Regions from separate parts of the Mus musculus genome. Here all the other regions are linked to region 1. The links are chromatin loops, found by intact Hi-C in ENCODE. Cell type or tissue: left cerebral cortex. All regions are shown on one strand. Each heading gives the region's core, and the rest is flanking DNA. Links, peaks and the distances in the headings are about the cores only.

Evidence for each region. A loop is a pair of places that touch in the nucleus more often than their neighbours do. Peaks named below come from ENCODE experiments on the same cell type or tissue, not always from the same donor. Only the 100,000 strongest peaks of a DNase experiment are listed, where the experiment ranks them.
Region 2: it touches region 1 in a loop (4-fold over the local background); 2 of 42 quality-filtered maps call a loop at or near these places.
Region 3: it touches region 1 in a loop (5-fold over the local background); 5 of 42 quality-filtered maps call a loop at or near these places.

Annotation. Positions count from the first base shown.
Region 1 is chr1:150,387,920-150,398,464 of GRCm38, forward strand. It overlaps Odr4 (odr4 GPCR localization factor homolog), which reads right to left and starts at 5,136. Exons shown (of 14, transcript NM_145511.2): 1 at 4,771-5,136; 2 at 2,317-2,437; 3 at 604-738. The coding sequence starts at 2,415. It overlaps Tpr (translocated promoter region, nuclear basket protein), which reads left to right and starts at 4,919. Exons shown (of 52, transcript NM_133780.3): 1 at 4,919-5,094; 2 at 5,437-5,739; 3 at 7,280-7,384. The coding sequence starts at 5,025. In left cerebral cortex, for the core only: a CTCF peak has its summit at 5,162; DNase peaks (open chromatin) are centred at 4,908 and 5,235; H3K4me3 peaks cover 2,608 bases; H3K27ac peaks cover 1,778 bases.
Region 2 is chr1:151,753,070-151,763,614 of GRCm38, forward strand. Edem3 (ER degradation enhancer, mannosidase alpha-like 3) reads left to right here and starts at 2,305. Exons shown (of 20, transcript NM_001039644.2): 1 at 2,305-2,658; 2 at 6,669-6,714. The coding sequence starts at 2,498. 2810414N06Rik (RIKEN cDNA 2810414N06 gene) reads right to left here and starts at 1,949. Exons shown (of 2, transcript NR_151475.1): 1 at 1,774-1,949. In left cerebral cortex, for the core only: a CTCF peak has its summit at 5,182 (motif pointing right); DNase peaks (open chromatin) are centred at 1,218, 2,114, 2,722 and 3,242; H3K4me3 peaks cover 2,086 bases; H3K27ac peaks cover 1,130 bases.
Region 3 is chr1:151,423,517-151,434,061 of GRCm38, forward strand. Swt1 (SWT1 RNA endoribonuclease homolog (S. cerevisiae)) reads right to left here and starts at 4,919. Exons shown (of 20, transcript NM_025819.4): 1 at 4,781-4,919; 2 at 1-89. The coding sequence starts at 44. It overlaps Trmt1l (tRNA methyltransferase 1 like), which reads left to right and starts at 5,026. Exons shown (of 15, transcript NM_026876.4): 1 at 5,026-5,586; 2 at 10,278-10,388. The coding sequence starts at 5,361. In left cerebral cortex, for the core only: a CTCF peak has its summit at 4,979; a DNase peak (open chromatin) is centred at 4,980; H3K4me3 peaks cover 2,816 bases; H3K27ac peaks cover 1,452 bases.

The DNA of each region.
Region 1 (10,545 bases), core at 990-8,989:
TCCTTTATAAGAATTGCCTTGGCCACAGTGTGTCTTCACAGCAATGAAATCCTAAAAAAAACCTTTGCTTTTTTTTTTTGTTTTGCTTTAAATAATCCAGTGAGTCTAATTTGTACTGTCCATATACTCACAGGTGTGGGGTCATACAATGGAGCCTGACAGATACATATGTGTGGCCACATCCATATACTTTTTTTAAAATCTACATCCCTAAAAACCATGACTCTGCCTACCCCGACCACTGGGCTTTTGTCTACCAAGTGTAGTTCTTAGGACTGCATTCCATAGCCACCCATAAACAAGCCTTGTACTTAATTACATTTTCCTACACACTCTGTGTTTCAACTACCACCTGCCCAACTGCTTGCTCTTTTCCTAGTGTTGTCTGTGTCACTTACTCTCATTGTATTGCCCTTGATGGATTGAATATGTTCTCTGACTTATTCAATTAACAAAGTCCTAAGAACCATTCAATATTCAGAGCCTTCTCTAAAACTGTTTAAGTACAACCACTGGCACCCATTTAAGGAAAAATATTCCTAAAATTCTAGATTTGTGACCCAGGAAACATTTTTTCTTTTGTTTATAATGAGATTATATTACCTGGCTGGCATGTTCTGTGGCCCATTCTTCATCCAAATTATCCAACTTAGCTCTCGGCTGTTTGACTTTGTCATTTTGTTCCTCTTTGGGTGGTGTTCTAGTGGCAAGAATCACATAATCCTTTTGTGAAGAACACTTTAAAAACAAATTGCAAAAGCTCATTACAGTTACATCTGATGAAAGAATTACATATGGCACACAAAAACTAAATAGTATTTACAGTAATTTAAATTGCTAATACTCATGATGAAAACTATATTCTTGGGGACTGATTTTAGTGAACAGCCTTGGGACATGTCTCTCATATGTATGCTGCTTATCTTTGATGTATGTAACAGCAGCCATTTACTTGGATATCCTAAATATAAATTAGAGTGGTCTTTAGAATGGTGGAAGTAACTCAGGTGGTACAATGATCACCTAGCATGTACAAGACCCTGGTATCAATCTTTTGTTTTTGAACTGGGTTTCACTATAGCCCAGGCTGAAAGAGAAAGAATGCAGAAAATGAAGAAATAAAGATAGTGTGGAGCTGGTTAAGGTAGTTCACACTATAATAAGAATGGTAAGTTCAAAGCCAGTGTGGGCTACATCTCAAAACGCCTGGATTGACAGATACTGAGTGAGGCAGGCAAGCATGGAGGTAGCTTACCTGAGATACTATTTCACTTGGGTCATTGCAAACCTGTCCCCTTTTATAATATACTTTATAGCCTAGTCCCGTAACCTGCAGGAACCATGCACAAACACCTCTCTCCTAGCAGCCTCACTCTCAGACCCCTATCTGTACCAAGCTACATATTTCTTCCATCTCTAAGCAACAATATAGATTTCCTTGTCCTTGGTAAGAACCACATTAGTCAGTTTCTATTGAAGTGTATTCCTAAGATATCTGGTAAGAAGAATAGAAATGTCCAATGAGCCTAAGATAGTTTTAAGAGCACGTGCAGTTAGATAAACTGTCCATCAAGTGAACATGTCAGAAAAAAAAATCTTATACCTATGCATTAAATTAATCAGGTGGATTATGGGGAAGGACATGTAGATTGGGGAAATGAGTATCAGACTTTATCTAACCTAACAACCAAAATGGACAACCACTCAACCTGCATTCTTAAAGGCGAGAATGCCCATCTTTTGAACCCCATAAAACTAAGTCACAAACATAATTTGGGCACTACCTCCCTCATGTGGCCTGCAGTGCATCTGGATTCCTGCTTTGTTCCTTACAAAGTTATCTTGCCACGTTTGCAAATGTGAGTCCTTATTTCCAATTATTTGGATAAGAGGCCAAGAACTTGGAAAGAACTGATCCTGCCTTTGACCACTCTGACAACCACCAGTAACACGGGGGATGAAACTTAGAGCGCTATTTACATATGCTGGGCAAGTACCAGCTGAGCTGTGTATCCGGTCCAAAACACAAAGAAAGCAAAATGTAAATCATGTGGTCAAGGAAGGCTTAAACTGTGACCTTCTGACATTACAAGTTACTTTCAAAGTACCAAAGGGAAAAATAATCATACTTATTCAAGTTTCAACCAGATTTCCTACTCTTTCAAATGTTAACTCAAAGATCCACTTTAGGTTAACTATTTAAGATTCTGTCCCGTCCACATCACAACTTTGAATTTACTAGTAAATCGTATATATAATTGAAACTAATGAGTAATTTGTTTTTATCAACCTGCAGAGTAGCAGACATATACATACCTGTCCTATCAAAAGACCAGAGACAAAAGGTTTTCCCTGGAGGTTGATGCTTGAAAGATACTGGCCAACAGTCTCTTCTACAATGTAGGTTCTTCCCATTATAGACAGCCAATTCAACAGCCTAAATTGCAAGAAATAAAAGTTAGCATTTTGGGGGGAAAAGCGATTTCTGATGTTTTAGCATTGGTGGACAGGCAATAGAACAAAAAGAGTGGCCCATTCCCAAAACTCTCCTATTTCTTGCAGTGATCATTTATAAAATAAGGCATTCTTTTCTGTACAACTAAAATGCAGCTTTGGAAATCTTTTTTTTTTTTAATTTTTTAAATTTATTTTATTTATGTGAGTACACTGTCGCTGTCTTCAGACACACCAGAAGAGAGCATCAGATCTCATTACAGATGGTTGTGAGTAACCATGTGGTTGATGGGAATTGAACTTAGGACCTCTGAAAGAGCAGTCAGTGGTCTTAACTGCTGAGCCATCTCTCCAGCTCCCAGCTTTGGAATTCTTAGTACAGTGCTATAAGAAAAAACTCCCGCTGCTAGGCAGTGGTGGCGCACGCCTTTAATCCTAGCACTTGGGAGGTAGAGGCAGGTGGATTTCTGAGTTCGAGGCCAGCCTGGTCTACAGAGTGAGTTCCAGGACAGCCAGGGCTACACAGAGAAACCCTGTCAAAAAAAAAAAGAAAGAAAGAAAGAACTCCCTTGGGGCCAGAGTGGTGGCTTAACGGTTAGCAGCCCATGCTGCTTTTCCACAGAGCTTGGGTTCGGTTTCCAGCATCCAAGTCCAGAGGTGCACAAATGCCTTTAGCTGCAACTCCAGGAAATCTGACTCCCACTTCTCAAGTCTGCACACATGTAGCTTGTTCACACAAATATACACACCAAACGATAATAAATCCAAAAATCTTTTGAGAAAAGAAAAGAAGGAACAAGAGTCCCAGCCAGATATGGTGGTGCAAGCCTGGAATTGCTGTACCCTTGAGGATGAAACAGACTTGGCGCTTTGAGCTGGAGGCCAGCCAAAGCTATATAGTGAGTTCTGGGACAATCTGATCTAAAGAGTGAAACCCTGCCTGGAAAGACACAGGAAGAAAACAAAACAACAATAACAAATATAATTACCAATTGCCATGAGAAAGCAAAGTTACTTCTCACTCTTGGGATAAGGAAATAAGGATACCATTCAACACATCTAATTTCTTATTTTAGATCTACTCCTTAGCTGCATTCTCTATGACAATTTATTGGTGAACTTCGATATTCTTGTTTCTAAAATATGGAAGCTGAATTTCTGATTAGTTCATTAAGAGGAGAGAGACTCAAATTTGTTTACCCAATAGTGACTGTAAAACGACTGTTTTCTACAAATTGTGCAAGGTGGGAAGGCACAAATGTGTGATTGCTGCTATGAGACAACTCCTAATAACAGCCACTTAGGTAACCAGTCTGCAATGACAATTATCTATATTGCTTCAATTCTACACGGGACATTTTTCTAAGGACTTCACATGTATTGATATTTAATACAAATTCCTGCACGGTAAGTACTATTATTGTCGTCTCCGTTTTATACATAAAGAAATCAAAAAGAAATGTTAAATAACTCCTCCAAATGACTAAAGTAGTGAGTGTGAAAGGTGGGATTTAAGTTCTCTCAATCTGTTTTGCTTGCGGTGGCAATGATACTCAGCCCTTCAATTGAATCATTGCAGGAACATCTCCTGTTCTCATCTCCTGTCCTCTTCTTCAGCTTGTGAATTCAGTTATGAATCTCCTACTAATTTAATCCCTCCCATCCCCTTCATTAAGACAGAGCCTGACTCCTAACACAGGCTGTCCTGGAATGATAACCCCCCCACCTCTTAATCCCTGTAGCTGACACCACAGGCATGTGCTCTCCTTATTTTCAATCAAAAGGCAACAAATTCTTCCAGAAAAGTACCCAGCCATGAAACGAAGTACACGCTGATATTGCTGAGTCGTGTTCGGGAAACAGACATAGTTCTGTTACTGTGGCAAAATGACAAGTGTCTCAATAAAACTGTCCTAAAAATGTTAAAATTAAAAACGTCAACATCAGACATTTGCCTGCAATGTCATCTTACTACATAAACAACAAAATTTGATTTTTTTTCTGTTTAAAATATTAACCAGACTACTTTAATTTCGCACTAAGTCATTCGGTACCTCACACCCACAAAAGCATGTAGGTACCAGGTTTGACACTAAGCTAATCTCCTCCGAACAGGGCTTGAGTGTGCACCAGTGACTGACTGTTCCATATGGTCCCTAAATCCTTTCTTTTCTCCCCGAAAAGGAAGCTGGTGGTGCCCGGGTGCACACATATTCCTTGGCCGACTAACTTGATCTCAGAATGTGCACATGTGGCAAATAAATCCCTGGAGCTTTCTGTCAGCGAGAGAACTCGAGTTAGGGTACAAGTAGCTACCTTCAAAGGCCAGGTGCCACTCAGGTCCCCACGTCCACAGCCAATGATCTCATCAGAAAGCGACAGCAGAGACACTTCCTACTCCAAACGCGGGTCGCGGCCCCAACGGGTGCAGACTGATGACGCAAGCCGTCCCGCACCCATCTCCGCAGCTCTTCTACCCAAGCGAGGGAGGCCTGCACCCCGCCCCTCTCGGGGCACCGTTAAGATCGTGGCGGTAGCCCAGAGCCTGTCGAGACACCCTGCCGTGACCCATGACCTCTGGTGGCTCGGCTTCTAGAAGTGGCCACAGAGGAGTACCCATGACATCCCGGGGTTTTGACGGTAAGGTCGTCTTGCTCCTCCGGGATAAGGACGAGGGTGGCTGCGTACTTATGTAGCGCCCCCGCGCGGGCACTCGTCACAGCCATAGGAGGCGAGCCGGGGGCGGGGAGAAAGAAGGAAGTGGGGCGAGAGGTGCGGCCTGAGCGCGCGTAAGCGGGTGAGAAATACACTACATTTCCCAAGAGTCTCTGGGGCTGGAAACCGGTGAAATCCCCAAAAAACTGGGGCCGAGGCTGCTGTGAACTCGCTTTCCCAGCGTGCCTAGCTCCCGGTGGCTGCGTGCGCAGAGAGGGCGCGGCGGCGCGGCTCTGGCTGCACCTAACGCGGGACTCTCTTTCCCAGGGTCCCGCCGCGGGAGTCTCAGGCGGGCAGGCGCGCGAGAGACCGCGAGCGAGGCGGCGGACGGGGCGGCTCCGGCGGCTGGGCTCCGCGCTTCTCCTTGCTCCTTGGCTTCTCCTTCAGCCGCTGCGGCTGTTGCCGCGATCCCGGCCGACATGGCGGCGGTGTTGCAGCAAGTGCTGGAGCGCCCGGAACTGAACAAACTGCCGAAGTCGACGCAGAACAAACTTGAGAAGTTCCTGGCCGAGCAGCAGTCCGAGATCGACTGCCTGAAGGGGCGGCACGAGAAATTTAAGGTGGAGAGTGGTAAGTGTGGAGACGCTCTTCGCGCTCCGGTCTGGAGCTGGGGCCCGACCTCCTTTGCACGCCTGCCCTCTTCTCCCTGGTGAGGTGTTCAGGTAGCAGCTTCTCAGGCTCCATGTGCAGCGGAGGCCTTCTCTCTTCTCCCCGCTGTGTGGTTTAGATCGGGGGGCGGGGGGATCCTCCCCGATCTAAATCCACCTTCGTTTACCTCGGTTTCCTTTTACTAAGCGTAGTCTTCTGTGGAAACTCCTCAATGGGCCCACCGACAGAAACTGGAGAATTTGGCCCAGTTTGCACCAGATTTTTAGGACTATGCAATCCTAATCTAATGTTGTTTTGCTGTACTTTAAATGACAGTTAAGCGCCCCCCCCCCAGTTTGTTTGTTTTTAAACTGGATTTATAAGCCTTTACCCATTTCCCCCCTTTAGTGCCTTGTTTTAGTGTGTATAGCACCCTGTGATCTAATAATGCAGTAGATGGTCGCGATGAGGAATTTGTATACAAAAGGACGGTACTAGAAAGAGCAATGAAATGCGATAAATGAATATATGGTGGTTCTCCCAGAGCGTTGAGACTTGATAGGAAATATATAATAAAAATATCTGCTTGTACGTTCTTGTCGTTGCTTTTGTATAAGGAAATTAGAGACATAGCTTAAATATTCTTGGGAGAAAGAAAACAGTTATTTAAAAAACAGAGCCGGGCGGTGGTGGCGGCGCACGCCTTTAATCCTAGCACTTGGGAGGCAGAGGCAGTCGTATTTCTGAGTTCAAGGCCAGCCTGGTCTACAGAGTGAGTTCCAGGACAGCCAGGGCTACACAGAGAAACCCTGTCTCGAAAAAAAAAAGAAAGAAAAAACAGAATTTTTTGTCACATGTTTTGGTTTATCATTAATTGAGGGAATGGGGTCTATAGTATGGTAGATTGATTAGAAATTTCCACCTAATTTAATTTTTTTCTTCAATAAAGTGTAGTTATCAAGCAACGTTGATAAGTAAAAATATCCAGTTATTTTGTGACTCTTAAGAAGTTTGTATAATATACTGTATTCTGTTAATTAATTTACACACAGTCAATACTGAGTAATTTATATGTCCCAATAATGGGATGAAGTAGACAAATGCAGTCCCTTTTTGTGGGAAGTCTGCATGTTTATTTTTACAGAAATTTAGGCATCATTTAAATTATTTTTACATTAACCCCTTTAAAACAATGCACTTTTTAATTAAGTATTTTTATTTATTAGGTAACTTATATTTAAATGTTTAATAATCTCCTGAGATCTGGAGAAAATACAACCTTGCCTGCCTAGATGAAATTAATTTATGAACCCTCTTTTAGTCAATGTTGTCTTTATATGCCAGTTAAGAATAACAGGAAAGTCCTTTTCAGTTTTTAATCTGTTTATTAAGATTAAAATTTCCAATAGTGTATCTTAAGTTTTGCAGTCAGTATTAGAAGAAATAAACAGTGGTATTAATACTGCTTTCAAGGGCACGTGTGCATGATGTTATTCATAGTGTGTGGACTTGTCTTTTGTAGAACAACAATACTTTGAGATAGAGAAGAGGCTCTCACAGAGTCAGGAGAGGCTTGTCACTGAAACCCGGGAGTGTCAGAACTTGAGGCTGGAGCTTGAGAAGCTAAGTAAGTATTTGATTATATCTTTATAACTGTTCTTGGATGCCCAGCTACACCTTTGAAAATCACACTTGCAGGGAGCTGCCCCTCCTGGAAACAGACTTTCCAGGTAGCAAAGCCCTAAGCAGGGATACAAACAAGGTAAGAATCACCTAGCTCTCCTGCCTTCAGGCCTAGAGGCAGACTGATCACACTATGGACTCCAAAATTGTGTTGTTTACTGGAAAAACCTGTTTTTAGTTCTAGTGTGGCTCAGCCATGGCACGCACTTTTAATGTGGGAAACTTTCTGCATGAGTATTGTAAACAGGCAGAGCAAGCAACCAGCTGACAGGAAGTAAATTATAAGTAAAGTAGGATTATTAAGAAAAAAAAGAAACAGCCAGGCAGTAGTGGCACACGCCTTTAATTCCAGCACTTGGGAGGCAGAGGCAGGCAAGTTTCTGAGTTCAAGGCCAGCCTGGTTTACAGACTGAGTTCCAGGACAGCCAGGGCTACACAGAGAAACCCTATCTTGAAAAAAAACAAAAAAGAAAAAAGAAAAAAAACAGAATAAAAGGAAGTCAGGTCAGATAGAGAGGCATACAGGAAGTAGAAGGGAGGGACATTAGGTTTGAAGGAGGATTTTTTTGTGATATCTTGAGAGAGGAGCATTTGTTCTGGAACTTCAGCTGGGTGCCTTCTCTGCCTCTGTGAGCTTGCAAACTTTCACCCCAGCATCTGGCTCCCTAGTCTTCATTGATAAAATCAAAAGATTGAGATTTTTGTTAATAGAAAACATATCTGTTACATCTTGTAAATCATATGATTTCCTCATACTAAATGCCTTTGGAACCTTGCCTTCCTCAACCCAAACCACAAAAAAAGAAGAAAAAAACATAGTGGTTTTAGTCTAAACATAGTGGTTTTAGTCTAATTGATGGTGTCGACAGACCTTGGGCCTATACCTCCTGCTCACTCCTTCCTCACCGGAACCTTAAAAGAACACAGTGCTCTCTCTGAGAGAGCCTAAGCTTTCCTTCCCTACCCTCTGACTAAAGGCATTCAGACCTGTGCCTTCTCAATGTCCTCTCCCTCACGTCATTCTCTGTGAGCAGCTACTTACAGTGTGGGAAATGCTCAGAGGCCTTGTCCGAGCAGTTGCAGTTTGTGTTCCCATTAGTAAAGGCGTGGTAAGGACATAGGCTGTCACAGTCTGCAGACCTGGTTTCTAATTCTGACTAATAATAAAAGTGTTCTTGCCACACGTGCCATATGTAGATGGCTTTTGTAAAAAGGATAAAAGTAGTTGGAAGCACGTGTGTTTACGTAGCTTTACACATCAAAGGTACTATTGAGAGTGATTGAAGTAGCTTAAATGTGTACTTGAAGGTTTAAATAGTGATTTGTTTTCATATTAAAAATGTAAAACCTACTGATTTCATGATACCTTGTGACAGCTTCTGTGAGTCCAGCGTTTCTCCTATGAAGCCTGGTTCCTTAGGAAGGGTTTAGGTGAAGCCTGTGACTTTCAGAGGAGGACAGAAGAAAACTTAAGGGTTGAAAGGCTTTTCAATTAAATGTAGCTTAAGTTTTTTGTTTTGTTTTTTTCTAAGACAGGGTTTCTCTGTATAGCCCTGGCTGGCTATCCTGGAACTCACTTTGTAGACCAGGCTGGCCTCGAACTCAGAAATCCACCTGCCTCTGCCTCCCAAATGCTGGGATTAAAGGCGGGCGCCACCACAGCCCACCTAAAATTTTTGTTTGATTTGATTTCATCAAAAAGGAACACAAGAAGCTCATGATCATAAATAAACGTGAGCTTTTCTCTAGCTGTTTGGTGTATAATTCCTGCAGCTACTTTGGATGCACTACCATTTAAAGAAAGCTCTGTAGACACAGGCGTCTGTGGTGCACAGCCTGAACTGTACTTCTCCAACAAAGCATGATAAGGCTTGCCCAGAAATGGTGCTAAAGAGTATCACGAGGATGTCTCTGATTACTTCTTTTGTGAGGTATTTGTGAAAATAAAGATGAATGTAGACAAAAAGGAGTTCCTTCCTAGGGTGGACAATTGTACTTGAAGTATGTGTATTTGTGTACACAATTATAGAAAATGGTAAGTAAAACAAAATAGAAAATATAGAGTAATGGGTTGGTTTTTTTGTTTTGTTTTTTTCCTTTTATAATGATACAGTTTTTATTTTTGGGGGAGGGCGGGGTTGTTTTTTTGGGTTTTTTTGGTTTTTTCGAGACAGAGTTTCTCTGTATAGCTCTGGCTGTCCTGGAACTCACTCTGTAGACCAGGCTGGCCTCAAACTCAGAAATCCGCCTGCCTCTGCCTCCCAAGTGCTGGGATTAAAGGTGTGCGCCAGCACTGCCCAGCATGATACAGTTTTTAAAATCCTGTTAAATTACCTGTTCGTAGGAACTAGGGAGATGGCTCAAGTAATTAAGAGCACTTGGTGTTCTACATGACCCAAGTTCAGTTCCCAGTTCCTACATCAAGTAACTGACAAGCTCAAGCCCTTCTAAAATTCTAGCTCCTAGGCATCTAAAGCCTTCTGATTCCCTTGGGCACCTGTACGCAAATGGCTTCTACTTAACACAGGCACACATTGCACATAATTTTTAAATTGCCTATACATGATGTAGGGTTTGCTTGTTTCCTCTTTGAAGAAAGGTCTTACTAGATAGACCTGAGGAACCCAAACTCCTTCTAGCTGTAGCTATCCTTGTATCTACCCTGCCTTCCAAGTGCTGGGATTATAAGTGTGAACATCTATGCCTGGCTTTAGATGCTTTCATGAAAGAAATTTTCAAATGTGTATTTTTTTATATAACTATATATTCTAATGACTAGACTTATATATGGGAAGACAAATGTATCATGAATATAAGACAGAGCACAAACTTTTTTTTCTATGTGAAAGGCATGATTCTTAGTGATAAAAAACATGGAACTACAGATATTTATTATAATATATACTGAATGCATTTTATGTAGGTCAAATTACATTATATTTATTGGTCCTGGCCTGCTTGCTTTATTTTATATAAATTTACCTAGAAAATGGAATTTAAAAATTGGCATTGCTAATTTTGCTACAAATTGGGAACAAACTATTTACATGTGATTGTAGCATACTTAAACCTTTTAGTCTGTAATATAGTAAGATCAGAATGTAT
Region 2 (10,545 bases), core at 742-8,741, 1.4 Mb after region 1:
ATACTAGCTGATTGGTGTTGAACTTTGGCTTGTCCTGTTCTCTATGCCACATCCACACCAACTCAAAGGTATTTATTTACTTAGCTAACTTCGTCATTAAGGCTGCCAACAAGGATCCGGGATGGCAGCAATGCAGGATTGCAGGTTTGTAAAAGGGATAAACATCATTCAGAAATGAGCTCATGTGTACAGTATTCATATGATTACAGGGAAAGGTCATATTATTCTCACTTTATAGTGAGGAAACTGAAGGAATAAGAAATCAACACTTCTTGAACATGTCTAGTGGGGGAGACACAGCACTAGGCCTTTTAGAATAATCTGGTTATTTAGAAACAAGCTGGTTAATACCCCTCAAACGATCAAAATCTAGTGGATGTAAAAATGCACTAATAGAGACACAGAGTACTGTGGAAGAACAGGAAGGAGAGTGGTTTGAACACTTTCTGCAAGGTTTAGAACTGTTTTGTGGTGATGGAATCTAAGCCAAGTCTTAATGGTTTGTGGGCGTGGGGCAAAGATTACAGAATAACAGAGGAGATAGAAGAGCAAAGATAAAGAAAGGAAAAGAGTGTGAGAATTTACTTCGTAGTCGAATAGAACTTGAGGGCAGGGGCAGATCGAAGGCAGAGGGAGGAGGAATTCAGAGGGTTTGCAAATCGAAGCTTACTCTGTGGCAGTGTAGAGGAGACTAGGACGTTGCAACTGTTCAGCAAAGAGATAATGAGAGCTGGAACTAGGAAAATGTGGACTAGAAAGGCAATGGTCTGAAAGATAGTAGCGATAAGGATCTGGGTGATTTACCCACTGGTTGGACACTAGGAAAGAAGAGGGTGAGTAAACAGGTCTGAAGCATTAAATAATTTTACACTTGAGTTTCTCTTGGACCAGACAGAAAGGAAATTGAATGTAAGGCCAATGATCAGGACAGATATAAATCTAGAAATCAATCCGAGCAACAAGGTGACTTAATCCGTGTCAGAAATCACTAAAGCGAAACCCGGAGAGTACAAAGAAGCAAAGGAGTCGAAACAGAACCTTCAGGAAACACCTGCGTTTTTGAAAGAGGAGAGAAGGAAGAAAGGTTATTTTGTAACCCGGATGGTCAGAGAGATAAGACTTAAGTGGTGAGGCATTAAAAGCAAGAGGTTTCAGATAGCTCGATATTGCTGAACGGACAAATACGAAATTTACTGTGGCCACAGAGGTCACATCCAAGCTCCTCAACTCTGCCGCCACCTGCTGAAGTGGCACAAAAGAAAGACATGTGCTTTTGCAAGAGAAACCCACCTGTCATTTTACCCACAGTTAGCCTGCCAATCAGCCATTGCAACTCATTACAACATCTAGTCTTCACTAAATTAAAAAAAAAAAATCACTTTTGCATTGTACACTTCTTTCCTTCATGGGCTTTTAAGATAACTATTATTAATCACGTTCTTAGCTTTGCTTGGCCTCCTTCATTTTGAGTGTCCTGCTTAGTTGCTGGGGTACTGAATTAGAGGAGTAATTCAGGAGTTAGATTAGTGTTTGCTAACTTCTTCCAAGCCTTTGTGCAAAAGTTCAAGCTACGTGTGCAAAAGTAGAAGGACGATATATACATATTAGAGTTGTGTATATGCGCTAATGAAAGTAAAACTCTCACATGGTCGTCAAAGGTTCGAGTCATTTAGCTGTTGTTCATTTCCTAGTTTTTGTTTTGTTTTGTTTTGTTGTCATTTTCTCGAGGGCAGAAGAATATTTTCACTGTTCACCCAGGCATTCGGTACCGACCTGGGGGCAAGTCTCATTCTGTCAGCTCTCAGGAAAAAAAAAAAATCTTCAGGAAGAGAATGGCAAAGCACTCACGAGTCTCAAGGACTGGGCAGCCCACCGACGAGGTAGGGTTGGCCAAAGGTCTTGCGGAACACAGAACGCCTGGAACCTGCGTGGCCTTTACAGAATAGGACTACAAGTCCCAGAACGCAGGGCGCTACTAGGCAGAAATCTAGCAAGGCGCCTGCGCGTAGGTCTGTAGTCAAGCTGGAGGAAGCGGTGCACCTTGGGACTAGTAGTTCCTAGGTGGCAACTCCTGGGGTCGGAGGTGGATCGAAGGGACAGCTCCCTGCCCAGTCCCGCCTTTTGTCCACGTCCCGCTTCTCTGGGCCAATGCTAGGTCCTGTAGCTGCGGCCAGCCCCTCTCCGAGGCTGTCTCCATTGGTCCCGAGGCTATCTCACTTCGGCTCTACCCGGAAGTAGCCTTGGAGAGGCGGTTTCCTAGACTACGACACCGGAAAGCTGGGGGCGGTGCTCCGAGCCGTGGAGGGCGGAGGGTGGTGGCAGCGCTGGCGCTGGGGGACCGGCTCGGTGACTTCGGCAAACAGTTTGGCGCCGGCGGCCGCCAGCCTCACTCCACAGTCCGCCCTCGACACGGCTCGCAGCCTCCTCGCCGCCGGCAGCCCGCAATGTGGCCCACCGTGCCGGTGTAGCAGCTGCGCGTGCGCGGAACCGCGGGGCCATGAGCAAAGCCGGCGGCTGCCGGGGCTGTGGGTGCCGGGTCCCCCAGCGAGCGTCATGGAGCCTGGTGGCAGCGACGGCCGCGCTCTGTCTGGTGTTGGCCACGTCCGTGTGCACGGCAGGGGCCGCGCCCATGAGTAGGGAAGAGAAGCAGAAGCTTGGGTAAGGGTGCGTGGCTGTCCGGGTGGGTTTCCTCGCGCGGCTGCCAGCAGTGGAGGTGCCTGTCATTGCGCCCCCGGCGCACTGTGGACTTTTTCTGTGGTGACTGTAACAGCTGGTGAGGCTGGAGGACCTCGGTGCGGTGGACGGGGTCCAGGACGATGGGAGCTGATCCCCGGGATGTGACCTCGGGGGCTGTCGAGTGTCTCCTGGGCAGCCTGTGACATATGTAGTGTTGTGTCAGCGCCTCTGCCATGTCAGGGGCTGGTGGAGGGGCTACCGCCTGGGTGGCGGAGGCAGGGTTGGATGTCTCACCCAAGTGAGCTCCCAGCGGGAAAATGTTGCGGTGCTTACACCTGTTAAAGGAAAAGGGGCGTTCACCGGAACTTGAACTTTTCAGACTTCACTATCCCCCTTGCTGTGTTTTCTTTCCTAAATGGCACTTGTGAGCTAGAGCAGGCGATTTGATGCTATTCAGAGGCCTCGATTAAGTGTACCCCCTTAGAGTAGTTTTATGAGGCTTAAAAGTGTTCCAAAACACTATTTATAGCATTTAATCCAGTAATTCGAATACATCCGAAGTGGCACAAGTGACTAAGAACGAAGTGGAGAATCTCTGGATTTTGGCAAAACCGTGAAGTTAAGTGAGAGGAGAGGAAATGTGTGCCTGTCAGTAGCACGGCGAGTTGACTGCGAAAGATGCTTATTAAAACAGTGAAGTGGGTGGGTTTTGCTTGTCTGGTAGGTTAGCACAGAACACTAGAATGCACTGCTGATTAGTGAAGAGGTGAGAAAACTGGTGGGGATGTAAACCACGTGACTTATTGACACCAACTCCAGAATTTTAAATTGTGCTTGCTCTTTGATTCATTTCTTTCTCTGGAGAATCTATCCTACAGAAGTAAAGACACAATTAGAGATAAGTGTATAAAGGGGTGCATTTTGACAGAACAGAACAGGCTGGGGGGGGGTGTCATACATTTAGAAAGAGTTCTGTACTAAAGCAAGTTGTAGGTTAATATATAAATAGAAAGCATATTATTTTATAAGAAAAAATAGTTGCCTGAACTCAGGAAAAAATAACAGGTAACTTATCCCACAAAGGGAGGTGGAGCCATTAGGTTCTGACGTAGATACTTCTTTACTTCCGCCATTGCAAAAGAACTATACTAATTTTTAAATCACAGAGCAAATAAAAATGTGAGTAAAAGAAGATGAAGTGTTATCTATTCAAACAAAATTACCAGTGAATTCTAGACTCTTGCCTTTTCCTTTATAAGTTTAATGTATTATTTTGTGACATTTTAATGATGTTCCCACTTTGTTGGCATTTAACTCATGCCATCTCTAAAACTGTTATTCCATCGCGAGGTGGATGCTATCTCCACTGTGCAAATGAGGACATTGAGATTCAGGGTTAACTTGCTCAGAGTCTCAAAGCGGGTCAGGTTTGTGGTTTTTGGTTACATTTATATTTTTAACCTATGTCTGATCTCACAGTTCACAGTCTGTACAGTGCTGTACTTCCTTAAGATTTGGGGGAGGGGAAGTATTTCTATTATGGCTGCAAATATTTTCTTTGACATTCTTATTAAAATTTCTATATGAGTCATTGACTTGCCAGCCCCAGGTTCAGTCTCAAAAAAACCAAGCTGTACCCCCTGCGCCCGCCCTCTCCACCCCACCCCCCTCCAACCCTCCCATTCCACCCTCCACCCCTCCCCCCACTTTCCACCCCCCACTGGAATTGTGAACAGCTGCTCAGTTGCTTACACTCAAATATCTGATCATATGTAGTCTTTCAGGGAAAATATTTTTCAGGATAAGTGATCTTGCTAATATTTTTAGTTAACAGAGAATATAAATCAGTGCTTTATTGATGTTGGGAGGCAGGGTGACTTTAGAAAACCATTTTTAGAAATTATTTTGGAATGAAAAATTTTTAAATGGGGAGGATCAGATTTCCAATATGTCTTATACAGTTACTAAGTTGATATAAAACCATAGAGACTTTTTAACAGTTGAATACAGTCACTGTGTCTTTCTGTAGCTAGGTCCACTTTGAAGTTGATGTCATGGGACTTGCTGGTTGTTGCAGAGATGAAAGTGTGCCCTCGTATGCAATCATAATTTACTCATAATTTGGAAAATTGACAGCTCTCAAAGTTGAGTTAGCAAGTTAGAGGTTTTAAAACCTGTGATCCACCTCTAGGCTGTAGCATTTCCAGAGACAAGAGATTTCCCTTCTTGATATTAATCAAACACTTATTCTACTTCAGAGAAGGAAAAGTTAGTATATCCTGTTTTTATGTTAGTGCTTGCAGGTTTTGTGCGGCCTTGACTTCAAAGATGTTTGAAAGATTGTTATCATTTGCAAGATGAGGAATTCTCTAAGATAATGCTTAATATTCTGAAATTCTCTGGATCTGTGTAAATGTACAATATTTTAACACAATAGTAGGAAGATTTTTTTAGAATGATTTTATTTATTTTATATATATGAATATACTGCCTGTCTTCAGAAACACCAGAAGAGGGCATCAGATCCCATTACAGATATTTTAGAGCCACCATGTGGTTGCTGGGAATTGAACTCAGGACCTCTGGAAGAGCAGTCAGTGCTCCTAACCGCTGAGCCATCTCTCCAGTCCCAGGAAGAATTTTAAAACTACATTTGCCAGTGTGCAAGCGTGCCATGACACGTGGAGTCACAGAACAACATGCAGGAATTGGTTATCTCTCTCCACCACGTGGGTTCTTGGGATCAAACTCAGATTGGCAGGCTCTGCGGCAAGTGCCTTTACCCAACGAACCATCTTGCCACCAAGGTCTTGTTTTTAATGGGTAAGTGTTTTAAAATAGTCATAAAAGTTGCCAGGACTTATCTAGGTCATCAAAATGAAGGATACTTGACCTTGCTGGTCATTGCAGCCAGGATCTGGATATTAGATCTTTTCTGCCTGTAAGCTTCACTGTTATCAACAGTCATCTTTCATTGTTCTGAAGATGACAGTGTAGTATAATAGGAAGGGGAAAATATAGCCAGTCACTGTCTTTACTACCTTTTCTATCCCTGATTTTAGGATCTGGAACTTTGGGAAGAGAAGTGTTAGTGGAAGACTTGCTTCAGTGTTTTCCTTTGCTAGTTATTGGATTTGGCCCCGTCTGGCTCTCACGTTAGCTTTTGTAATAACACTTCATTGTAAGACTTATTTCTCAGTTTCTGAGACTCTGGTTTGGGCACCTAAAACCTCCATTTCAAACAGCTGTATTGGAAGTTGATACAAGTCTCTCTCTCCTCTTTTCTCCCTCCCTTCTCTGCTTCCTGTTTAAGGACCAGCCTCGGCCCTAACCTGAGAGCTAGAAGTCTCCCTTCTAACTCCCTTCTGAGCCTTAGAATTTTTCCTTTTGAAGTGAATTCTATTTTTTGAGAGTGCTCTTGAGAGATCAGAGTACATTAGAAAGTGTATCTTTTGGAAACGAGACAAATATGGTATGTATTTAGCTAGGCATGAGTGGTTTCACTCAGCTTACTGGGCAAGGCAAAGGCTTGAGAAAATGTTTTTATTTCATAGTAGTATCCCCCACCTCCCTACTGCCCTTAGTAGACTCTACAGACTAAGCAGTAAATGGTGCTAATAACTATTGCTTTGAGTTGTCTAGAAACGCTCCACTCCAAGAGTAAGTTACATAATAATGTTAATAGCGGTAGTGGTTTTTTCAAGACTTGCTTTCCTTCTCTGCCATTCTGACATGGATCATTCAATAGTTTTCTTAGGAAAAAAAAAAAAAACCCAGAAGTTTTATATAAATTGCCAGGTCTAGGACTAGTAAAATCCTGGCCCAGTTCCTTGTGGTGAGGTAAGAAAGGCTTATTACTCTACTCTCTTTGTGGTATCCTAGCTTGTTTTATGTTTTTATTAGTGTGTTTTTATGAGGGAGAATTATGTTCCTGAAGTGCAGTAGATAGAATATACAATAACTTTTCTCCCTCTCTGTTTTTTCACAATTAGAAATCAAGTCCTGGAAATGTTTGATCATGCTTATGGCAACTATATGGTAAGTATGAAGCTATCTGTGCATACCGCTTATACGAACTAACTATACACAGGTAACTGGGAAGTTTTGAAACCTGAATTACTAATGTATATTTTTAAATAAAGCTTTTTGAAAAAAGCAGGACAAATGTAAGCTAGCAGGGCATTCCTGTTGGCGATTCGTATGGAATCAATTTATTGAGTAGGTAAGAAATTGAAAGCAGATCATGAAACTGTGTGTGTAAGCAGTTTACTTTGGTTCTGGTAGCAGTTGACAATGCACATAGGTAAAGAGGAAAAAGATGTTGTGTCTGGCTGTAAGGGATGTCCTTTAGGAAAACTACAACTTACCGTACAGACCTATGAAGCAAACCATTGCATTAGAGAGACTATCACCTAGCTCACGTCCAAACGTTATGATGTGGACTCTGAGTTACGCATTTTGCTTTCTGCTGAGCCAGTATTTAAAAGTTTCAGAGCTACTGTGAGATGCAGCGGCAGCTTCCACTGTTCAGGAAGAGAAGCAGGCTCCATGGTACAGAACGGGAGAGAAGATAGCAAGCAAATTTTAAGAGTTCAAAAGGAAGTTTTGCATAAAAATTTCTATAATTTTGTAAAGAGTTTAATCAAGTTATGCTGAGAATTTCTTATCATTTCCTTGTTTTTACATTTAAAATATACCAGGAGATTTCCAATGATTATAGCCCTAATAAAGTATAGTTAGCAAAATTTGACAGAGAGCTAACTCTAATTCTTTTTAAGATACTTTCCACTCGATTCAGTAAATCTATTTTCACTTATATAGGACAGATATCATTATATATCATTATCATTATTCCCTTTATATATTTTTGTATTTTCTTTTCTTTTCTTTTCTTTTTTTTTTTTTATATGTCTGTGTGTGAATGCTCACAGAGGCCAGAAGAAAGCATCCAGTGGCTAGGAGTGACAGATGAGGTTGGGAGCCACCCAGAGTGCGTGCTAGGAGTGAAAGTCAGGTCTTCTGGAAGGGCAGTGAACGCTTTCAGCCACCTGTCATCTCCCAGGCCCTGTTTTTATATTTTAAACGCATTTCATATTTGATAGCCGCCTTCTTTTTTACCATTGCTTGGCTAGAGCGAGGTTTGACTTTCCGTAAGTTTTCTAGAATCCGATTGTTAGGAAGCTTTGGGTATAAACATTGAAAACATGGTTTTAAACTTACTACTCAGTGTAACGGTAGCCACTCCTCTAGTATTTCTTTCAGAATCATTTACTCATGAATTTTGTTTAGGGGAAGTGTAATTGAACAAGTCGAGGCTAGTTATGGTATAGAAATAGCCAAATGGACCCCTAACAAGACCTCAACAAGACTCCCGAGTTGTAGCCAGCTCATGCAAGTAAACTTTTGATTCCAAAGTTGAGTAAAATAGGAGACAGCCAAATGGATTTACCACATTTTACTCTAAGTAGGGTCCTCTCCTTAAAGATTATATTCACTGAGTGTATATATCTGTTCACGTGTGTGTTCACGTGTGTGCATGGCAGACAGAGATTGGCACTGGATCTTTCCCTCAGTTGCTGTGCCCCTTGTGCTGTGAGACAGGTCTCACCGATGCTGAGGCTGACTCACACTCTGGCTAGACTGGCAAGCCCAGGGGTCCTCCTTTCTCTGCCTCCACAGTGCTGGCATCACTGGCATGAATTGCCATGTCCGGCTTTTTGTGTAGGTTCTCAGGAATCTGAGCTCAGGTCTTCATGCTTGTGGGACAAGCACTTTACTGACTGAGCCATCTTCCAAGTCCTTAGGAACTTCTCTTTATAAAGTATGGTATCTTTAATCTATGCCCCCCTCTAAGTGTACAGCAGAACGTCTGTGGATATGTACTCAATGGGTTTGTGGTAGAGTGGGCATCAAGGACAACCCTCACAAGACTTCATGACCCAATTCCTAATGTAACCTACCTGGGTAACTTTGCTATAACTAACTACGTATGGGTTGGATGGCAGCTCTGTGTTGGTTTTTATTCACTTAGATCCTAACCTGATGAGTTAACTCCTTTGAGTCAGGTCTTGTAGAATGGGGATCATTGCAGAGGACTGTTGGAGACCATAAGACTTTAAAACAGATGCCTTTCTTCTTTATAATTAATTTTTAATAAAGTCGTCTTTTATATGTCTTGTGCTTAGGATGGTACTTGAACACCTAAGTACTTATTAAATATTTTTTAAAGAACTAAATTGAATTTTTGTGAAAATAAAATCAGACATATTTTTGCATTTGATTATTTTAATAAATTTTGCCTTCTAAAGTAAAGAAAAAACTTAATAAACTTCTTTTAAAATGGAAAGTTATGGAGGATTTCAGGATCCATAAACTTCTTGTATTGGCTGCCTATGTTAAATGTTAAGTGCCTGCTACTGGATAGGCTTTTAATAATGTAGAGAGCTTGCCCTCATTTCTCACGAGTTGTGTGCAGTGTTGCTCTTCAGCCTGTTCTACATACTACAGGCTACAACATCTCCTTGAATCTTCTTGGCTCCCACGGGAAGAAAATGGTATTTTCTAAAGATGGGCAGTATAAAGTAGTTGTGACCATGGACTTGAGACCTGGAAGAAGATTACCCTACGGAGGCTCTGCCCCCTACCAGCCTGGTTAAGAAGGGAAGGAGGTTCAACTGGTCTCAGAGCCTGGTTTCTCGTCAGTATAAAATGAAGTCAGTTCTTTATCAGCCTTACATTCTTCGGCAGGCAAGACTGTCTTCATTTTACACAGATTGCCTCATTAGAGCTAGTATCTGGCAACTATTCCGAAGCACTGTGTGTAAGTGCGACTGGTAATTAGAACTTAAGTATGATTTGGCAGAGATGGAAATTTCTCTTGTAAGCTGAATGTAGTGTCACACATCTCTAATCCCAATATTTAAAAGGCAGAGGCAGGAGGATCGCTACAAGTTCCAGCACAGCTTGGTTTATACAGCAAGGTTTAGGCCAACCAGGATTAATGCCCTGTCTCAAGCTGGGCAGGGGTGGCGCACGCCTTTAATCCCGGAGGTGGGGGCAGGAGGATTCTGAGTTCGAGGACAGCCTGGTCTACAGAGTGTGAGTTTCAGGACAGCCAGGGCTACACAAAGAAACCCTGTCTCAAAAACAAAGCAAAACAAAAACAAAACAAAAAAAAAAAAACCCAAAAAACCCAAACCAAACCAACAACCAGCAAAAGAGAAAATTCTCTCCTAAAATTCATGTAGATTTGAACCCAGTTGTGTTCCTAGGTTGAACAGAGAACTTCCTAACAGCTCACACTTCTGTCACTGTCTGGGCATATGCTCTTTGAACTCATTTTTCTATCTGCTAATGAAATACAAGATTCTCCATGTACTGTTTCTTGATAGAACATCTTGCCAGCTCTGAGTAGATTACTACCTCTCTGCGATCCCTGGAGTTATCCTAAGACATACTCTGATTTCTGTGTGATTGCCATGGCTAGTAACATTCTAATGATTGTTTGACAGATCTCTAGTCCCATCAAACTGTGGTGGAACTAACTGTCCCATCGGTGAACTAACTGCACAGATGGTTTTCTCTTTTCTCCAAATCACATGAAATTTGGTGTTTATTTGGGCAGTTCTTGCATAATTTTACTTAGCCCTAGACCATAGTTACTCTAAGGCTTCTAGTAACAGGTTTTGCATGTTTGTACTAAGTTAAGTTTGCACAGTAATACAGATGATATAATATGTACCAGGGCCGTTCCTGCTTATGATATCTGATTCTCAGGGTTTATCCTGGCTACTCTGGACAATCAAACTGTTGTATGCAGAACATGTTCTTTTGAAGACCTCTAAATATTACAGATAGAATTTGAAAGAG
Region 3 (10,545 bases), core at 1,715-9,714, 1.0 Mb after region 1:
TAAACAGTCTCAAGCTTGTGAGCACTGGTAGTACAAAGCAGCATCCTGTGCTAGGATACAGTAGCCAAAGACTGGAAACATCACAGGGTCTGTTGGAGCAAGACAACATGAAAGTGAAGTCCAAAGAACAGGTAATAGTTGGCAGTGACAATATGAATATAACAAACGCTATAAGCCAAGTAATTTCAATTACCCCTGGCCATTCATGATCTAAACAGGTACAATTGTATAAAATAAGATCTCCCATCATTCAGGAGGCAGTGGCATGCTACATAGTGAGACCCTATCTCAAAAGAAAAAATTAAATAAGATTTAAAGAACTTGAAGAAAATAAAATGCTAACATTAACACATGAACAGTCAACAAACTTCTAAGAACCAACTTTTTTTAAAAGATTTATTTATTTATTATATGTAAGTACACTGTAGCTGTCTTCAGACACTCCAGAAGAGGGTATCCAATCTCATTACAGATGGTTGTGAGCCACCATGTTTTTGCTGGGATTTGAACTCAGGACCTTCAGAAGAGCAGTTAGTGCTCTTAACCACTGAGCCATCTCTCCAGCCCCCTAAGAACCAACTCTTAAGTGCCAAAAAATGTTTGCCTTCAAAGATAGTTTATGGTTCACAGCTGAATTCATGCTAAACCTTCTGACTTATAATAGTCTTCTTTTCTCTTGTCTAAATGATTTCATTCCAACAGGATAAATGGCACAACAAGAGAAAACAAAAAACAAAAAACCAAAAAACATTCCAGCCTGTCATGTTGGTCCATGCTTATCTGTAGTGCCAGCTACTTAAAGGCTGAGGTCAGACAGACTAAGTCCAGGAGTTCTAAGTTCTCAAAAAAAAAAAAAAAAAAAAAAAAAAACCAACTACAACAACAACAACAAAACAAATAAGAAAATGCCCAGCAGACTTGCCTACAGACCAATCAATCTTATTGAGGCCTTTTCTCAATTAAGATTCCCTTTCCCCAGCCGGGCAGTGGTGGCACACGCCTTTAATCCCAGCACTTGGGAGGCAGAGGCAGGCGGATTTCTGAGTTCAAGGCCAGCCTGGTCTACAGCGTGAGTTCCAAGACAGCCAGGGCTACACAGAGAAACCCTGTCTCAAAAAACAAAAAACAAAACAAAAAAAAAGATTCCCTCTTCCCAGGTATATCTTCAGCCTATGTCAACTTGACCTAAAATTAGCAAGCACACCATCTATGTGTGCTACAACATTCATACACATTTCTTTTATGCAGACTAGCAAGCTAACTTAGCAGGACTTCCGATGTGAGCAGTTCTCAAGATTCCAGCTTCTTAAATTATAGGTTGCAACCCTATACTGGTAACATTAAAAGGTTTCACAAAGACTAAAAAATTGAAAATCATGTGTAATGAATCCTAGGTGTTTCTGGCCATACTCTCCAGCACTATGCCCTGTGACTTCACTGCAGCCTTGAACTTATTGTCCACTTTGCATTTCATGTGCCTCTATCCCGACAAAACCCCAAAATACTTGCTGAAACACCTTGGCTCATATTCGTGATTAATGTATGTCATGAACTGCAGTGTTTTTACTGTACATGCAAAATTTTTCTGCTGGTATAGAAACATATTAATAATGGCTTGATTACAGAAAACCAAGAGTTTTAAGCAAAGAAGTTTAGTACTTTCCTATAGCAATTCTTTAGCATGAAAGCATTTAATTCCTATATCTTTGAACTGTATTGTTTTAGAATGTGTGCAAATTGATGTTTGAGTTGCTGATTTTAGTTTCATATTTTAAAAAAGTTTAATTTTGGTTTGAGGGTAGAAAAAATATCCAACAAATTTTGAAATGATCCTAGACATGCTTCTACTGGTATGCATTACTGTTTATGTGAAGCAACGTTCTCAGAATTGATGATTATAAAAATCAAACTATTGGGCTGGAGAGATGGCTCAGCGGTTAAGAGCACTGACTGCTCTTCCAGAGGTCCTGAGTTCAAATCCCAGCAAAAACATGGTGGCTCACAACCATCTGTAATGAGATCAGATGCCCTCTTCTGGTGTGTCTGAAGACAGCTACAGTGTACTTACATAAAGTAAATAAATAAATAAAATTCCTTTTAAAAAATCAAACTATCAATCGATCAATCAACTCTGAAATGTTGAAGATTTTCTTGCAGTATCATCAAATATCCAGTCAAGATTTAATTCATTATATAAAAATAAATAAACACACAATCATTAGCACACAAACTTGCTTTTACCTCTAATGGTAAAATTACATATATAAAGAATTATTTTAGCCAGGCATGGTGGCGCAGCCTTTGACCCCAGCACTTGGGAGGCAGAGGCAGGCAGATTTCTGAGTTCCAGGCCAGCTGGTCTACAGAGTGAGTTCCAGAACAGCCAGGGCTACACAGAGAAACCCTGTCTCTAAATAAATAAATAAATAAATAGAAAGAATTATTTTAAAATAAATTTAAGGTTTTCAGAAATGTTAGATTTGTATTTATTTTAAATCTCTATAACCCTGGGTCCAATAAAATCATTTCAAGCAAAAAGGGATCAAAGGTAGAAAAATTCTAAAATGTCCTGCCATAAGATTGTTCACCTAAAACATTGCAGCTTTTGGTTCAATAATGCTTATATAGCATCTTCCATAATAAACAGGACTAACCCGTATAATCAAAGCCACTGCATGGTATATATTAGCTAGGATTTCTATTGCTATAATAAAAACCATGATTAAAAGCAACTTGAGGAGGGTTTATTTCACTGACATTTCCACAACACAGTCACTCAAATAGTCCAGCAACCAAAATCAAGTTTCTGGCATGTGAGTAACTTTGAAGCTGACCCATGTCAAGTCTTTACCTGACAACAGTGGATCTACCAGGTAGCTTCAGTATATCGTCGTTAAAGACCCAAATCCTAATACAGCCAGGAAGTTCATTTTTAATTCCTGGTCCACAAAAACTGTTGAAATTATTTTTATTGTTGCTTAACAGGGCCGGGCGTGGTGGCGCACGCCTTTAATCCCAGCACTTGGGAGGCAGAGGCAGGCTGTTTTTCTGAGTTCAAGGCCAGCCTGGTCTACAGAGTGAGTTCCAAGACAGCCAGGGCTACACAGAGAAACCTTGATGTGAAAAAACAAACAAACAAAAATATAAGATAGCTTATGCAGTAATGCAACTGATGCTTAATATACTCTCCTAAGCCTTTAAACTGAAAATTCCCTCATGCTTAGAAATTCTGAATTTAAACTGCCACAGAATCCCCATGCTAACATTAAATTGTTGTCATCTGTTTTCTAGCTGGTGTTAAATAAGGTTAAAATATTGAGTCAAGCTCTCAAATTAATCATTTACTCTTTTTATAAATGGGAAAAAAAAAAAAACAAGTACTACAAGTACTAAGGATGTCATTTAGAGCTAAGACACAGTGCCTGTTATGAATACCAAAGGCAGAGGGAGGGGTGAGGTGGGGTGAGGTGTTCTGTCAATTAAAAATAATACCATTTCTTTTTTTTTAATATATTATGTATTTATGTGCTTTATGTGTTTTGTCTGCATTCAAGTCTCTGTGAGGGCATCAAATCCCTGGGACCTGGAGTTACAGATGGTTTCCATCTGTCAAGTGGATGGCTGGGAACTGATAAGAGTCTTCCGCAAGAAAAGCAGGTGACCTAAACCACTGAACAATCTCTCTGGTCCTAGTTACCATTTCTACAGGTTGTAATAGGTGCTATTGTCTCACTTTTAATCGTTAAATAGTTAACTCCCCACATAGGAATCCTAGTCCAAAAGCGGTTAAAAGGCCTTCAGTCGTCTTGTGGGGCCAGGCTTCTGACCTTTAAGCTAAGGAGCTAAGCAAATACTTTACCACTGAGATAAGTACATTCGTAGCCCTTAAGGGCTTTAGAACTTGCAAAAGACTGGTGGGGACAAAGTTTACGTTAAACTGGGGAAGGAAAAACACCTTCAAACACTCCAACTAGGAAGGACAATGAGAGAGCAAAACTTCCAGACAGCATTTCAAAGTAACAAACAATCACACACCGTCTCCTATGGTTTCCCAACAGAGGAAAAAAACCTGAGAACCTCCCCTCTTGCCTTAAACGCTCAAGACAGTCCGAAGCAGGCAACCTGAAAGAAAGATCAATTTGGGTTGTTTTTGTTTTGTTTTTCCAGTCTGCTCCAGTGTGCTTATTAGAAATAAAGTGAAGAGAACAAATAAGACTTCGGTGATAAACAAGTCCAGGATATATATATTTATAAAACTTGAGGCGCAGAGGATTCCCTGGCCATATTCCTTAGAGAATCTGAAATGCATCAAAGTGATACATTTGTTAGTAAAAGCCTAAAAAAAAACAAAACAAAACAGGTCAAAACTGCAAAACAATCTCCTACAACCACACCGCGCCTATTCTGCTATCCTTAACCTAGAGGCAAAATTGAAAAAGTGAAGAGCGTCCGGGTCGCAAGTTGTGGGGGGGAAAGTTGTGGAGAGCGGAGTCAGGACTCTACCTCAGGGGGCTGACAGAAAAGTGCTTCTGGGATTCATAAACTGCCTCGGCCCACCCCCACACAAGCCGCCATCGGTCCCCCCACCGCCTCAGGTCCAGCTGGAGCAACCCGGCCACACACTCCACGAGCCGGCCGACCTCCGACCAGCCCCCGCAGTCGCCCGGCCCAGACCTCAGCTCGCGGGTCCCGAGCCCGACCGACGTCCGGGTACAGGAGGCCAGCAGTGAAAAGCTGTCGCCCAGAGAGATGTCCACGCGCCCGGAATACCCTAACTTACCTGAGTCCGCGGCAGCAGCAGCCACAGCGACAGTGGCGATTCCCCGGACCAGTCGGACACCCAAAGCGCCTTCCCAGAGCCCGCTGCACACTGGGAAATGTAGTTCTGTACTCGGACCCCCGCCAGGAGCCGAACGCTCCAGGCAATTCTAGAGTTCTCGGCGCTCTGTGTGTGTTTCCTCCAAGGACCGGAACTGAGCACCGCCCATGAGGCGCGATGCCTCCTGGGTGTTGTAGTCTTATTTCGGTTCGGTGGCGGCCAGTGATGCAGAGGACGTACCGAGGAAACGGAACTCTTTTTCCTCATTGGACACTGTCCGCCACACGCTTCTGCGCAGTCTGTGGTGGCGTCGTAACGCCTCGGGGAAGGGGAAGCCGGCGAAGGGTCGAACCGCTGCCTCTGGCTTTCAGTTTTTCTGCTGACAGGGTTGGGTCACTGGAGCTCCGCCGTTTGTCTGTGGCACGCGTACAGCCTTCCCAATTGCTTCCCCGCCCTTGGATCCAGCCCTGTGTGCATTAACGTCTATTAACCCACTCCGCCGCGAGTCCCCTCCGCGTCCCCTGGCTCGGAGGCCGTAACTATGGAGAATATGGCGGAGGAGGAGCTGCTACCCCAGGAGAAGGAGGAGGCCCAGGTCAGGGTCCCGACCCGGGCCCCGGATTCGGCTCCGGTCCCAGCTCCGGCCGCAGATACGGCTCTGGACTCGGCTCCGACGCCGGACTCGGATCCAGCCCCAGCCCTTGCCCCGGCCCCGGCTCCGGCCCTGTCCCCGTCCCTAGCCTCTGTCCCCGAGGAGGCTGAAAGCAGTAAGTGCAGACGGCCTGATCTCTCTGCCGCAGAGAAGCGAGAAACCATGCCTCGCTGGGGAATAGGGGAGGCCCTTCTCCAGGGTGTTTTTTTTAATGTGGAAAGGCAAATTTAGAAAAATGGGAGGAGGAGGAGGAACCAGAGCGGCAGGTAAGAGTAAAAGGAATACAGCATGGAAAGGGATACTTCTTCCATAAACCTCGAGGATATCATCCTGAAGGATATATGAAGGCCAGGCGTGAGGCAGAGAAAAATAAACAATGAAATTAGTGGCTGTGTCCGTTAGTGTCTTTAGTAGTTTCCATCTCAACCCAGTCTACAATAGTTTTAAAACTTTCCACTGTGTTACAGTAATGGAGGTACTAAGGTAGTAGTAGATCAAGATTGAGAAACTGAAAGCATTTTTCAGTCAGGACTTATACACACTGATGGATTTGTCTCATTGCTGGAGTATACTTTGCTCCCGAGAATAGAAACTCCGTCTCTTGTATCTGCCAAATACTAATTGAGCTTTGTACTTCATTCCAAAGGACAACGATCGTGAAAACGTATAGCCCATATTTTTATTTTCTGAATGTGTTTATACATGTTCCGAGTGGTGGTTTTTCGGTTCATATAAGAAACATAAGACTGATAATTATTAGCATTTTAAGGATCTTCTTAACATTTTGCACAGCGGGCCTAAAAAAAAAAAATTCAACGAGTTTTGTTTTTTTTTTCAACAAATCTGTGGTCCATAAATGGATCTTTATACTCCTTCTGAATTATCGCGTGAGGAATTAATTCATATTTCTAGGCCAGTTGGGGGTTAAATGTACATAAAACAGTCATAATCTAAGAGAATTATTTTGCAGTTCTACAACCACATTCAAGAGCAGCAGAATTGATCCCAGGAAAGACAAAAATCATCCAGTAGACTCATCATTTGGGATCACAGCTTTTAGTGCAAAACAAGGCCTTTTCTCCCTCTACATACAACCTGATGGATAGGGACTTTTACACTGTTAAGGGAATAGCTACCACCCACCTGATCATGTTTAAATCGGACATAGTTCAGCTGTTTGGGGAATGCTTCTTTACTTCTTCACCATTTTAATGCCTTAAAATGCCTCATGGGGCATAGTGACTCCTCATGGTATGTATGCCTGTAATCCTAACACTCCAGAGATTCAGGCAGGCCTGGTAGCTTGGAGATCAACCTGAGCTGCCTAGGGAGACATTGTCCCAAAAGTCTGTCTTAGGGGAAGAGGGTTGCAAACATTTGATTATATGTGCTACAACAATTACAAATTTCTACTGTGAAGAATTTGTGCTGTTGAAACCTTTAAACACGCACTAATCCTTTGAAAATGTATTTTCAGATCTAGTTAGTCCTTTGAAGGCAGTAGCAGCTAGGCAAGATGAAAATGGTGATTCTGAAATAGAATTGAAATTTGAGGAAAAAGTAACAGAAGAAATTGTGAAAGAACCTTCTAGTATATTGGGTTTGTCTGATTTAACAGGTTTACTTTATTGATTATGAGTATGCTATTTAAAAAAAAAAAAAAAGGAGTGTGCCGGGCGTGGTGGCGCACGCCTTTAATCCCAGCACTCGGGAGGCAGAGGCAGGTGGATTTCTGAGTTCAAGGCCAGTCTGGTCTACAAAGTGAGCTCCAGGACAGCCAGGGCTACACAGAGAAACCCTGTCTTGAAAAACCAAAAAAAAAAAAAAAAAAAAAAGAGTGTTTAAATACAGAATGATATTACCATGTTGAACCAGAAAAGATTAGAAAGATATAAAAAGAATTTTCAGACAGGTTTTGAAATTTTCCTTCAATAGTGGACTAGATAATTTTCAGTTTTCTTTTTCTAACTTATTAATTTTATTAGGATCCTCTTATATTGTACTGCCTAACAGAATAATCCAGGAGGCATATCTTTTATGCAGCATTATATATCCTATTGCACATACATGCCTGAACTATGAAACAGAACCTTTCTCGATTTCAAATGTGGTAGTTTAGTTTGTATAAATGAATTCTTTTTGGACCATCACTATCCGAACTAAAAACTAAGTTACTTTTTTGGGCCTGTATTTTATTCTAAGTTTTTGAACAAAGCCTAGTATATGAAGTTTATCAAGCTCATATCTGTAATTCCCGAATTTGAGAAGCTGAAGTAGGAGGATAATGAGTTTGAAGCCAGCATAGGCTACATAGTTCCAGAAGAGTCGTAGCTATATAGTGAGCTCCTATCTCAAGAAAGAAAAGTATAAAGACAGTAATACAATGATGTTTGTCACTCCTTGCTTTTGCTTAGAAAACTGTCATTTGAGCAGAATCGTCCGATGGTGTTAGATCCCAGAATCAGTGATAAAAATGTGCTACTACATTCAAAACAGCTAATGGTTTTTAAAAACTTTAACTATCCTCAGTGTCTGCTGAGTAGCAGTTCCTGAACTTGACCGTTAGTCATCAGAAAGATGAATCAAGTACAACTGCTGCCCTTTTATTGTTTACTGTAAGAAAGGCAAAAAAGAGCCGGGCATGGTGGCGCATGCCTTTGACCCCAGCACTCGGGAGGCAGAAGCAGGCGGATTTCTGAGTTTGAGGCCAGCCTGGTCTACAGAGTGAGTTCCAGGACAGCCAGAACTACACAGAGAAACCCTGCCTCGAAAAAAGAATGAAAAGAAAAGAAAAAAAGGCAAAAAAGGAAAGATTTTACGCACGAGTGAATGAGGGACTGAGAATGTGAGGGAGCAGAGATGGGACGAATGATGGCAGCATCAAAAATTGAATTTGAATTCTTAAGGTTTTAAATTACTGAGCATACTGACTGAAGCCTGAGATTCGGTCCGTTACCTTTCTCTTTGGAGCTTGCCTGTGCATTGGTATCAGCTGGTCTTATGGATTCTGATTCCCACTTTGTAAATGTTCCTTTCCTGTGGCATGCGCGCCTTCAGAACATCCTTAGAAGAAACAAATTGCAAGTCCATCTGTCTCCTTTTCTGCACTGCTAAAGTTTTTGAAAAAGCAACCACACTGGTTTTCTGTGTTTCCTTTCTATTTGGTCATCTATTCTCTGTAGTTTTTAAAGATCACAGGAAGCTGGGCAGTGGTGGCGCACACCTTTGATCCCAGGAGGCATATATAGGTTTCTCAGATTTCTAGACCAGCTTGGTCTACAGAACCAAGTTCCAAGACATCCAGGGCTACACAGAGAAACTCTGTTTAAAACAAAATAAAAAATAAACAAACAAAAGATTACAGGAGACTATCTACCACATACAGCAGTCTTAATCTTTCCAGCTGTAATGCTTAGTTTTGTGTATTTCTTTTACCTATTATTCTCCTTTAGCGTCTCCATCTCCTCGGTTCTTCTACCCATTCATTCATTCATTCATTCATTACTGAGCTCCAGACATAAAACTTCAGCTGCCTATTGGACACCATTGCTGTAAGGCGTACGGAAAACACACCCTGTTGAAATTTCCGTTTTTCTTGTCCTCTATCTTCCTACCAGAAAAGTCCCTTTCCTCCTTTGGCTGATGGCACTGTTATCCACAGCCACAAAAACTCAGAGACCACCTTTACTTTGCCTCCTACCCATACCTCTCAAAGCCCAAATCCTCTTCCTTTCCCCCCCCCCCACTTTCTCTCCTCCCATACCTTTCTGAGACCATTTTCTCACCACCCCGATTGCTGCTACAGCTCCCAGATGCTTCCCCCAAGCACTTACATGCAAATCATTTACCATTCCCCAAAGAATAAAGTCTGAGCTAACAGAATTCTTTACTACTTTGACTTACGCCCCGCTTTACCTGTGTGTTTTCCACCCAGCCTACCCACCCTCAAATGTATTACTTTATAGACAAGGGCTGTGGTAGCTGGAAATTTTATACCACAAACTTCTTGTTCCTGAAGTCACTTTCGGATTTATAAGACTGGTCACCAAGTCTACTTAATTGAATTTCTATTCATAACCTAAGTCATGAGATTGTGTTCTTGATGGATTAACTCTTAGCAAGTAATGCTCTCAGCCACTTGTTACAATTGACTGGCCCTCCCTTGCTTTCATGCTACCTTACATCTGATACTCCTTTCATTTTACCTATTGTTACAGTTAAAAATTAGAATGTTAATCGCTCACATGTAACTAAAGTTTTTTGAAGACACAAAACATGCATTATAGCTCTCAAACTATTTTGTACAGGACAGAATTTTTTTTGTTTGTTTTCTGTCTTTCTGACATGGTCTCATTTGTCCCAGGCTGGCTTTGAATTCATTCTGTGGTTGAAGGCTCTGAACACCCTGCCCTCCAACCTCTATATCTGTGTGCTAAGCTCCCAGGTGTGCACCACCGCGCCCCGTTTATGTGGTCCTAAGGGTCAGACTCAGCTTCCTGGATGCTGGAACGGCAGTCTATCCACTGAGCTCCACCTGAGCTCCCAGGCGAGAATCATTCTCCATGCAGTTACTTTGACTCAATACAATTTGAAAGCTGAAAGGTGCACAGTAGAGTTTTTCTCTGTAACTTTTTGCATTCTGAAATACATTTGCCATTTTCTAAACTGAACTGTAGCAGTCCCCATGAGGTAGCAGGCTCTATAGAAAACAAAAGCATAAATGTCAACATGGTGTGAACAACTGAAAATGGATTAGGGAAAATTGTTAAAACAGTTTTCTGACTCTTAAAATTTTTTTCTTTTCAGAGAGACACATCTCAATTCAAAGGCGGCTTGCTGACCTGGAGAAGTTAGCTTTTGGGACTGAAGGAGATGTTGACTCTGCCAGTTCATTGAACTCAGATAATCCAGGCACAGGTATTTCCATGTTTGGGGCTACACACACACACACACACACACACACACACACACACAAACATACATTCAGGCACACCCAGGCACAGGCAGACATGTATACATGCATGCACACAGATACACTCACATGCACACTGAATATCTATTTTGTCCTTTTTTG